Regions from separate parts of the Homo sapiens genome. Here region 2 is linked to region 1. A link is an interaction called in ENCODE POLR2A ChIA-PET data of the cell type or tissue named here. Cell type or tissue: B cell. All regions are shown on one strand. Each heading gives the region's core, and the rest is flanking DNA. Links, peaks and the distances in the headings are about the cores only. Region 1 has its middle 5.1 kb from the start of SMIM28. Region 2 overlaps MAP3K5 (mitogen-activated protein kinase kinase kinase 5).

Region 1 (5,413 bases), core at 220-5,219:
AGCCTGAGGGCTGTATCTAACCTGCTGCCTGTTTTGTAAACCAAGTATGATTGGAACCCAGTCTCAGTACCCTTCCCGGTAGTATGGGCTGTGATGGCTTTCACACTACAACTGCAATTGGGTAGTCTCCACCAAGAACATGTGATCTACAAAATCTAAAATATTTGCCACCTGGCCCTTTCCAGAAAAAAGTTAGCTAACCAGTGTTCTAGATGCTCTTTTATCCTTTGCTTTTTAAATTTCATATATCCTGGAAATTATTCCATACCGGTTCACAGAGACATTCTTTATTCTTTTCTCCAGCTGCATAGCACGGCCGTCTATGTGGATGCATCACGGCTTATTCGACCACCCTCCTATACATGTGCATTCGGGTTATTGCCGATAGTTTGCACGTACAGCCAACGCTGTGAAAAATAATAATGTGGTATTACAGATCTTTTTTAAACTTCCCCCATACAATTTCTCATAAATATCCAGAAAGAAAACTAGTTTTCATTTGCTACACAAAAACTGATTCAAAGCAGATTTTGAATAATTTTTTCATTGTTGTTTCTTTAAGCTTTTATTTTGCCTCCTGGTTAAAACCTCAAAAATGAGGGCAGGATCAGGAAGAGAAATGTAACGTGGGCCATGCATAGGCTCTCCTGGTACGTTGTAGCCTTGTGAGGCCTCTGGGGGAATGGCCATGCACAGATGACAGGCGAGGTGTCATTTATACCCAATTCCAGTAGTAAAGAGAGTCCAGTGACACAGCACTATTTTGAATGTTTCCCCATGTTTATGTTTTGATTGAGAAGGGAGTTCTCAGTGCATTGTTTGTGCTTCTGTTTTGATTATAAACGATGGATGGAAACTAATTGTGATAGAATACAATAAAACAAAAAAGAGGTAAATGCCTTGAGGTTAGGGACTATCTTTTCTTTTTTGTTTTTTTCCTCCAATCTCTTGTATCACCTTATTCTACCCACAATTGTGCTATGCTCCGTAGAACTTGGTTATCACTTGTCTACATATGTAGAAACTTCTCCTCTCTGGTTAGCTTGACATGTGAGTAACATAGTGCCAAAAGAAAATCCTCAGGTTGCTTGAATCTGTCTATATAGTATAGTCCTGATAACACTTTTAGAAACACTGATGCGGAAATAGAGACAAAGTGATTCCCCTTTATTTTTTGCATATATAAAACTTCTGGCAAGGCACCATGGCTCATACCTGTAATCTCAGAACTTTTGGGGCCAAGGTGAGAGGACTGCTTGAGTCCAGAAATTTGAGAGCAGCCTGGGCAGCATGACAAAACTCTGTCTCTTCAAAAAATATGAAAATTAGCCAGATGCGGTGGCACACGCCTGTAGTCCCAGCTACTCGGGACGCTGAAGTGGGAGGATGGGTTAAGCCCAGGAGGTCAAGGCTGCAGTGAGCTGTGATTTTGTCACTGCACTCCAGCCTGGGTGACAGAGGGAGACGCTGTCTCATTTAAAAAAAAAAAAAAAAAATTAAGGCAGACGACCTTTGCCTTGTATTTTAGGTTAATTATTTATTCCTCCACAGACAAAAATATTTTTAAATTTTCTGTTCAAACTTCCAATTTCATAGATGCCTATACTTTTCCAAAGTAAATTTTATATCAATCATTTTTCTTTTTTCATCATCATTCTTGGTTGGTTTTTAAAAAATCACTCGTTTATCTTCCTCTTTCCGTCCATATTGCCAATGGATTTACTCAAACTCTTTGTTGCTTTCCTTCTAGATTATCATGGCCAAAGTTTAAGAAAAACAAAGACCAGATCTGTGACCCTTAGATGAACCCTGGGTCTCCGTGGAAGTCTGATCCAGGCAGGGTGATTAGTCACAGTACTGCTTGCAGTCTACTGATTAGTTTTTCTGTCACCCTAATCAAATATAAGCTTATTTAATTCTTATAACAGCATCTTGAGATAGTATAATGACCAGTTTACTAAAATTCAAATGCATTTGCTAATCTGGAAATTGAATGTAGGGGGGAAAAGCTACCTTTTTTGTAGTCATCTGGTTTACTTGAATCATCTCTGACCATTAGTTTTCTGGGGATTTTTCTCTATTATTGGCCCAGAGGGTGAAACGTATAACACAACAACAAACTTCCCTACAGCCAACAAACCCACAACCAATAAGACCAAAAAATGTAGAAGTGTCAGTAGTTCTTGAAAACATAATAGCAAATCAACTGTGTCAAGTTCAAGGAAATTAAGGAAGAAAAAAAAAACAAAACAAAACAGAGCAGCCAAATGGATGAAAACCTCAATTCATTTTCAAAAAAGAAAGAAGTAAAAGAATAAAGTAGAAAATATAAATACTATTCTATTCTCAGCTCTGAAATACCTAAAGAAGTTTTATAGATAGCTAATCTGATCTTCAGAAATTGTAGTCAGTGTTTGTAATTAACATCAGTCTATAAAAGTTCTGAACAGGAGAATATGAGATGGTTAAAAACTCATGGAAATAAAAGGAAGTGTTCTGTCTTTTAGTGTGAAAAATAAATAATTCATGAAAAACAAATGAGCATACGCTGTGGAGATCTAAAAAAAAAGACTGTGATCCTTAAAAATCTACAGATTTTAGAATTGAAATACAACAGCTTTCTAGAGTTGAAATATGACAGCATTTCTGTAAGCCATTATAGCAGGTAAAGGCTATTGGCTCTATAGGCTAAGCATGTCTTCATCAGCTGTAAGTCACAGCAGAGACCACTATTTCATGCCACTCCTCAGTGAGTCCTTTTGTAAGTCAGCTAACAATCTCCTAATTTACTTTTGAAATAACACAAAGCTGATTCAAATAACTCTGTAATATTGGATTAACCAATGTGCTGTGGGAATTCAGAGGAAATAGTGATTCATTCTAATTCAGGTGGAGGGCAGGAAATTACAGAATATTACCACAGGGTGGCTTTTATGCAGTTCTTCAAAGATAGGCAAATCTGACAACTATTGTCTTGCTTATGCAACACATATGCATAGAAAAATTACAAAATGTGGATCCTCAGAAATAAAATCCATAGTCCTATGGAAAACCCTAATTTCACTACTTAGAAAAAAAAGTGCTTCTATATGCAGATATGCAAATTTATAATAAACATGCAGTTTTCTCTGTGTGTGTGTGTGTGCATGTAGAGAGAGAGAGATGGGATCTCACTATATTGCCCAGGCAACACACCTGGCCTAAATATGCAGTTTCCTGACACATTTCTTATAATATGTTGTGAACATGTTTGCATCTTTCTTTCAGGTGATAATATATCCTTATATGTTTATATCTTAAATTAGCCAGATCTCATTTTGTAGACATTTTCTTTCCAGTTGTTTGTTGGTATAGACATGTAAGATGTGTTAAAATGTCTTTCAACAATATATATCTTTGAATACTTAGATTACATCTTTGAATATTCACATTATTATTATTATTTTATTTTAATTTTATTTGAGACACAGTCTTGCTCTGTAGCCCAGGCTGGAGTGCAGTGGCGTGATCTTGGCTCACTGCAACCTCTGCCTCCCAAGTTCAAGCTATTCTCCTGTCTCAGCCTCCCAAGTAGATGGGACTACAGGCGTGCCTGGCTAATTTTTGTATTTTTAGTAGAGATGGGGTTTCATCATGTTGGCCAGGCTGGTCTCGAACTCCTGACCTCATGGTCCGCCCACCTCAGCCTCCCAAAGTGCTGGGATTACAGACATGAGCCACCGCGCCCGGCCTATCAGATTATCTTTTAGGAGGAATCCCTAGAAGTGGATTTGCTGAGGGCTGACACCAGAGTTACCAATGTTCTCTTTTCTCTAAAATCTATTAACTTGTTCCGACTATATCACCTTCTTCATGACATGTCACTGTCCAGCTACTGCACCATTTCTCTGTTCCATTTTCAAGCAGAATAACCCTAGGTGTTTAAAGAATCTCCAATTCTTCTCCTTTCTCTCTTAAAATCATTCTAATCAGGCTTTCCCCCCAGCCACTCCATCAAAACTCCTCTTGTCCAAATAACCAACCATCATGCCCCCCCCCCACATATATACACATACTCACATTGTGTCAAATCCAATATGAAATCTCATTCATCATCTTACTTGATCAGACAGTAACTTTTGAGATAGATGATCATTTTCCTCTTCCAGATACATTTTCTCACTTGGATTCCAGGACACCACACACTCTTGGTTTCCCTTTCAGCTCACTGGACACTCACTTTGCCTCCTCATCCTATTGACCCACATTATCTGGGTGATCTCATTAAGTCTCCTAGCTTTAAAAACCATCTCCTTGCCTATAAGTTCCAACTAGTGTCTCTTGTCTAGTCCTCACCCTTAAACTAAAACACAAATATCCAAACTCATACACACTGAAAACTTACCATATCTATTAACAACTCCTGATCTTTATTCCTCCTGCTTTAAAAAACAAAACCCCACCCCAATCTTTCCCTTCTCTGTAAATAACAATGGCCATCCCTGCAGCTGCTCAAGCCTAAGACCTTAGAATTATTCTAAATCATTCTTTATCTTACACCACCTTCAGTTTTTCAAGAAATCTTATTGTCTCTATCCCTAAAACATATTTAGAATCTAGACTCTCACCACTTTTGATGCAGGATTTTTGACCCCTTTGCGGGACTCATGACAGGGGTGTCCATTTACTCAGCCCATCCCATTTGGTCCCTCGTGGGAGGGAGCATGTAGGCAAGCAAGTGCAGGAACTGGCCAGCCGCTTTAGTGCCAGCAGTACCAAACCTCAAGGCCCCAGAGGGTGTGTTACAATGATCTCTTAGCTCCACCATCTGCAGACAGCAGTGTGTTATCAGCTCAGTGGGCCCCTTTGCCTTGTCACATGGGGTGGCTGCCTTTCACCAGCAAGGGCAAAGGGCCAGTGTGACAGTCTTTTTGGGTACCTTCACTTGGTGGGTCCCGAATTCTTGTCTGGTGCCCAAGAAGAATGAGGTCATGCAGACCAAATGAAGGATGGGGAAAGTGAAGAATTTTATTGAGCAGTGAAAGTGGTTCTTAGTAAAGAGGGGAGCTGGAAAGGCAATGGGAAGGGCAGGTCACTCTCCCCTGAAGTCAAGTTGCCTCTCTTAACATCCAGCCATTGTCTCTGAAGTCAAGTGACCTCTCAATGTCCAGCTGTTTCTCCTCTTTACCAGTTGAGTCTCAGGTCTTTATAGGCACAGGATCAGGGGGAGCAGACCACAGGTAGTTTTGGAAAAGGCAATATTCGATTGGTAAAAAGACATTCTTCAGAAAGAACCAATCAGGAGAGAGCAGGCAAACAGGGAGAGAAGTTCTCACTTTGAGCGATGGGTTTCAGGTTTTTGGGCTTGAAGCTGGGGCTTTACAAGGGACCTACCCCTGTCTGCCTAGTTTCTCTGCCTCCTGTCTCCATCACT
Region 2 (5,352 bases), core at 334-5,333, 1.6 Mb before region 1:
ACAAAGATTAGGGAGAGAGGGTGGCTCATGTGCCTCAACTGGTTCAGCAATGGGCAGCATCAGAAATAAGACAGTGAGTGTGTGAGGGTAAGGGGGGAAGAGAGCTTAGTTCAAGAAAAGTATAAAAAGAAAAATAAACTCCTAGTTGAGTTTCTAAAGCCAAGTGGAATTAAACAGGGTAAAGCACCGAGGGAAATTATACCAGGGAAAGTACACTTCCTGTCCTCTGTCTTTATCTGGAAACTATAATGCTTGCTGCAAGCTCCTCTAGGGACAGGCAGGTTGCAGGTGAATTAAAGCAGTCCACAAACCACATGCCAATGTCTGCATTGCCCCTGGGGAAAGTCCTCTCCCCCTTCCTCCTCCCAGTCTCCTGGAGGTTTCTAGCACCATTGCTACCCTTGTACTCTCTGTGAATCCACCCCTTCATTGCCTTGCCCTCTTCACAGCTAGAGAATAAAAATGGCAAATGCTGCCTATTTCCAAGGCTGCAATGAAATAATACATACCGGATGCATGTTAGCATTATGTATCTTTTATTTACTTTATATTATTTACTTATTCATTTATTTTGAGACAGGCTCTCACTCAGTCACCCAGGCTGGAGTGCAGTGGCACAGATCACTGCAACCTCCACCTCCCAGGCTCAAGCCGTCCTCCCACCTCAGCCTCTCAAATAGCTGGGACCACAGGTGCACGCCACCATGCCCAGCTAATTTTTTCATTTTTTTGTAGAGACGGGGCATCACTATGTTGCCCAGGCTGGTCTCAAACTCCTGGTGTATCTTTTTAAAAGGTAACCATCTCTGTTTTCCTGCATAACTAGTCATCTAAGATGAAGTCTTGGATGAGTAAACAGGATTTTTACAAGATTGTTCATTGCCTTCTCTACTTCAAACATCAGCAGGGTAGATCTTTAGCTGTCTTGTCTCTGTTCAACCATTTAATCTCAATATGCCCAAAGATGTGGGGAAACAGGTCAGTTTACAAGCATATGCTCTTCTGACTGGTTAGCAAAAAGTCTCAGGTGCAGTATTCTGACAGTGTGTTTTCTACCCACCCTATCTATAGAAACTGAAAATTTACAGAGGGAAAAAAAAGTTTTCACGCAAAGCTTATTCTTGCTGAATCTATTCAGGTACCTTCTATTTTGAATTTCAATTGCTACTTTTTCAAAATCTGATGACTGTTCTCAAGGCCTCAGTTTCCCTCTATGACTTGGCTATCTGATGGATGCAAAACAGGCACAGAGCTACTGCTGTGGTTTGAACAGTTGTCCCCTCCAAGTGTCATGGTGAAATTTAATCTCCAATATGGGCGTATTGAGAGGTGGGGCCTCTAGGAGGTGACTGGGTCATGATGGCTCTGCTCTCATGAATGGATTAATCCATTAACAGGTTATCGCAGGAGTGGGACTGGTGACTAAAGAGGAAATGAGACCTAAGCTAGCCTCCTTGCCATGTGATACTCTGCACCACCTTGAGACTCTGCAGAGAGTACCCACCAACAAGGAAGCTCTCACCAGATGCGCCCCCTTGACCTTGGACTTCTCCACCTCCAGAACAGTACAAAATAAATTTCATTTCTCATAAATTACTCAGTTTCAGAAATCCTGTTTAAGCAACAGAAAATGGACTAAGCTACTGCCCTGCTGATCAGCCAGCCACCTGTACATGTGCACACCCAGATGACATATGCAAGAATGTTCAGACCATGGTAGATGTTTCCAAAGATGGCCCCCATCAAGTCCTTACCCCTGTGCATGCATATGCCCCTTCTCCCATTCAGTTACCCCCCTTCCCTTGAGACTGAGTTGGTGCTGTAACTGCTTTTACCAATAGGATGCAGACAAAAATAATGTTCTGAGAATTTCGAGATCAAAACCTAACAGACTGATAGCTTCCATGTCCTTCTTCTTGGAACATTCACTCATAGAATGCTCCCTCTCAGAACACAGATACCATGAGAGAAGTCCAACCGGGTCATGTGGAGAGGCCACATGGAAAAGAACTGAGGCCCAACAGCCCACACCACCTTCCAGTCATGGGAATGAACCTTATTGGATGTTCCAGCTTTGTCAAACCCCCAGATGGCTTCAGACCCAACCAAGTTTATGTGAAACAGAAGAGTCACACAGCTGAACCCACTCAACCCACTAAATTGTGAGAGATAATAACAGGTTGTTGTTTGAAGCCACTACACTTTTTTGTGGTTATGCCGCAACAGAAAAATGAAACGCAGACCTCTCAAAATCACAAGTCCACACTGTGAATATATAAATTTTAGCAAAGCACCCACTATAGGCCTGCTTCTTTAATATATATTTTCTCAGTTAATGCTCAAAACTATGCTAAGACATCAGCTTTCTCATGGCAGAGAGATTATGTAAGAGGCAGAACTGAAACTCAAGGCACACTTCCTGGCCCTAATTGATGTGTTTGTCTCACTGCATCTCAGAAGCTGGGACAAGTGACTCTGCGGGGTCAATTCTCAGCTCTCTGAACATGTATCTGCTTTGGGGATCAGTATTACCATGTGTGTTTTCAGGATCATGCTCTTCTATCATGTAGCCACCAATGTGCGGCAATGGAGAACTTTTTATACAGTATCCTAACAAAAATTAGGAAGTCATCATTAGATTCCCCCAATCAAATGTATAAGACAGTACAGAAACATAATAAAAGCACATCTAAAAGCCTCTTGGTAGATTCATGCATCAGATAAGATGATGGGTTATACAAACTCTGAAGTCCTTTTTCTTCCAGCAATCTATGACCTGCCAAGCGCTGTGCATAATTCCTTACGTGCATGATCTCATTTAACTTTCTCAATAAGCCTATACTTATAAAGCAGAAACTGTTTTCTTTAGAGGTCTTTGGGGTCTTACTCTGTTACCCTGCTTGGTATGCAGTGTGCAAACACAGCTCACTTTAACCTCAAACTCCTACACTCAGGACATCCTCCCACCTCCACCTCCTGAGTAACTGGAACTACAGGCAAACACCACCGTGAGCAGCTAATTTAACTTATTTATGTATTTATTTTTTATTTGTTTATTTTTATCTTTTTTTATTTTTTTATTTTTTTGAGACAGAGTCTCGCTCTGTCGCCCAGGCTGGAATACAGTGGCGCCATCTCGGCTCACTGCAACCTCCACCTCTTGGGTTCAAGCAAATCTCCTGCCTCAGCCTCCCAAGTAGCTGGGATTACAAGTGCCCACCACCATGCCTGGCTAATTTTTTTTTTTTTTTTTTTTTTGTATTTTTAGTAGAGACAGGGTTTCACCATGTTGACCAGGCTGGTCTCGAACTCCTGACCTCAGGTGATCTGCCCGCCTCCACCTCCCAAAGTGCTGGGATTACAGGTGTGAGCCACTTTGCCCGGCAGTAACTGCTTTTATCTCCACCTTATAGATGAGAAAACTAAGGCTTAGAGAAGCAAGAACACAGAAATAGTAAGTGGCAGAGCCAAGATTAAACACCACAGGTCTCCCAGATCCACAGTCTAAATTTTGTCATAAAATATACAGTTTCCATTCCTGCACTAGGAACATAATTTGTGGACTTGCTTGGATTATACATATTCCAAGAAATTGTCCCAACTCCCAAAGAGCCATCCCAGCTGCACCACAGGTCATGAGGTGTGCAAGAATCTATCTGGTACAGCATAAAACCATGGAAGCTGCAGGTAAAGCCAGAACCCAAGCCAACTTCCACTTCCCACCCTGGGGAGAAGTTGGAGACTGAGTGTATAAACACTAAGCCTACAAATCTGCACCAACTGTTCTATGGAATAAACTTCTGAATTGCAGCTCTAGTTTATCTTTCAGAACAAGGCCAAGCAATAACTCCGTAAAGAAATGCCTACAAGGATGACCTCTGGAAACACTTCATAATTTAAAAACCAGAATAGCTGGGCACCACTGATCCCACAGCCAAGTAGGTCAAGGCTGTGGCCCCTGCCAGTTCTACAAATTCATATCTGCTTTATCTGAATTCATTCAGGGTCATGAATAGAAGGGTAGGTTATCTGAAGTTCTGACGTCTTCCCTTCATTACCAGACATACCAGCCAACAACTGGGTTTTAGGGTACTGAGTACAAGGACATCTGGCTCAACAAAACTGAACAAGTCAGAATTTGCGGTTGGGAACAGAGGTCATTAAAGGATTTACACAGCAAAGAGCATGTCAGTGTGATCTCCAAATTTAAGGTAACATTTCAGAGAAGGTTTCATATCAGATCAACATAAAACCAATTTAAATCTATAATAAACTCCATTTCTTCATCTTGTATCTTAATGCTAAAATGTACTCTGCAAAACACAGGATGCTAAACTATGCACCCTGGATATATTCACAGATAGGAATTACTTCCAGAAAGAGCATGAACTAGTAAGCATATTACAGGAAAATTAATTTTTATAAGTTTTTTTCTTACAAAAATCAGAGTCTTTACACAGTATCCTAACAAAAATTAGGAAGTTTCATTAGATTTCCACTATCAAATTTACAAGGCAATATAGAAACATAGTAAAAGCACATTTAAAAGCCACTTGGTAGATTTATGCATTAGATAAGGTGATAAATTATATGACCTCTAAAGTTCTATTTCATATATGTATATATATTTGCATAAGAAACTAAATCACAAAGGACAAGTTTATCTCTATAATAAATCTTTCAAAAAATATTCTGACTTTCCACACTGAAATATTTAAGTTTTAGGTAAGAGGTAGATAAGGTAAGTGGTGATTCTCATTTATTTCAAAGCCAGAGTCTACTAACACCCATAATTCATAAGCACTAAACCCACGGGAAAGAGGGAAGGAAGACAACATAAAGGAGGGAAGGAGCAAAGAAATAAAGGAGAGAGAATAGAAAGGAAGGAAGAAAAGAAAGGAAGGAGAAAGAAGGGAGGAAGGAGGAGGGAGGGGACTAAAGGAAGGGAGGGGTGAGGAAGGAGGAAGGAAGAGAGGAGGGCAGGGAGGGAAAACCACCCACCGCTGGGCTGTGATAAATGACAATAAATCCCAAAACCCTGAAAACCTGAAAACTGCAATCTACAATTCACTGATCAGTTCAGTAGTCACTAGGTAAGAAGCAAAACTTGAGTCCAGCTGTCATGAAAATCAAGAAATGTAAATGAAACAAAAAGGAAAAAAAAATGTCATGACAAAAGAAAGAATATCGGGGACAGTTAAAAATAGGAGGAAGATCTAACTGCCTTTTTTGCAGAAATTAACAAGCCTAAAATTCATATGGAAATACAAGGTAACCAAAATAGCCTAAACAGTCTTGAAAAAGAAGAAAGCTGGAGGCCTCACACTTCCTGATTTCACAACTTTTTACAAA

What was found. ChIA-PET counts read pairs that join two places held together with the same protein. Peaks named below come from ENCODE experiments on the same cell type or tissue, not always from the same donor. Only the 100,000 strongest peaks of a DNase experiment are listed, where the experiment ranks them.
Region 2: POLR2A ChIA-PET joins it to region 1 with 5 read pairs; 1 of 35 experiments calls an interaction of 5 or more read pairs at or near these places.

Annotation. Positions count from the first base shown.
Region 1 is chr6:138,370,082-138,375,494 of GRCh38, forward strand. No RefSeq gene overlaps it. Among named protein-coding and RNA genes, the nearest start is that of SMIM28, 5.1 kb to the right of the region's middle. In B cell, for the core only: no CTCF peak of the experiment used is centred there; a DNase peak (open chromatin) is centred at 2,910.
Region 2 is chr6:136,762,444-136,767,795 of GRCh38, forward strand. The region is part of intron 1 of MAP3K5 (mitogen-activated protein kinase kinase kinase 5); the gene reads right to left. LOC124901410 (a long non-coding RNA gene) reads left to right here. Exons shown (of 2, transcript XR_007059786.1): 2 at 1,398-1,596. Among named protein-coding and RNA genes, the nearest start is that of MAP3K5-AS2, 19 kb to the right of the region's middle. RefSeq lists enhancers at 1,177-1,226, 1,507-1,616, 2,287-2,336. In B cell, for the core only: no CTCF peak of the experiment used is centred there; DNase peaks (open chromatin) are centred at 1,488, 2,418 and 5,293; H3K4me3 peaks cover 1,952 bases; H3K27ac peaks cover 4,912 bases.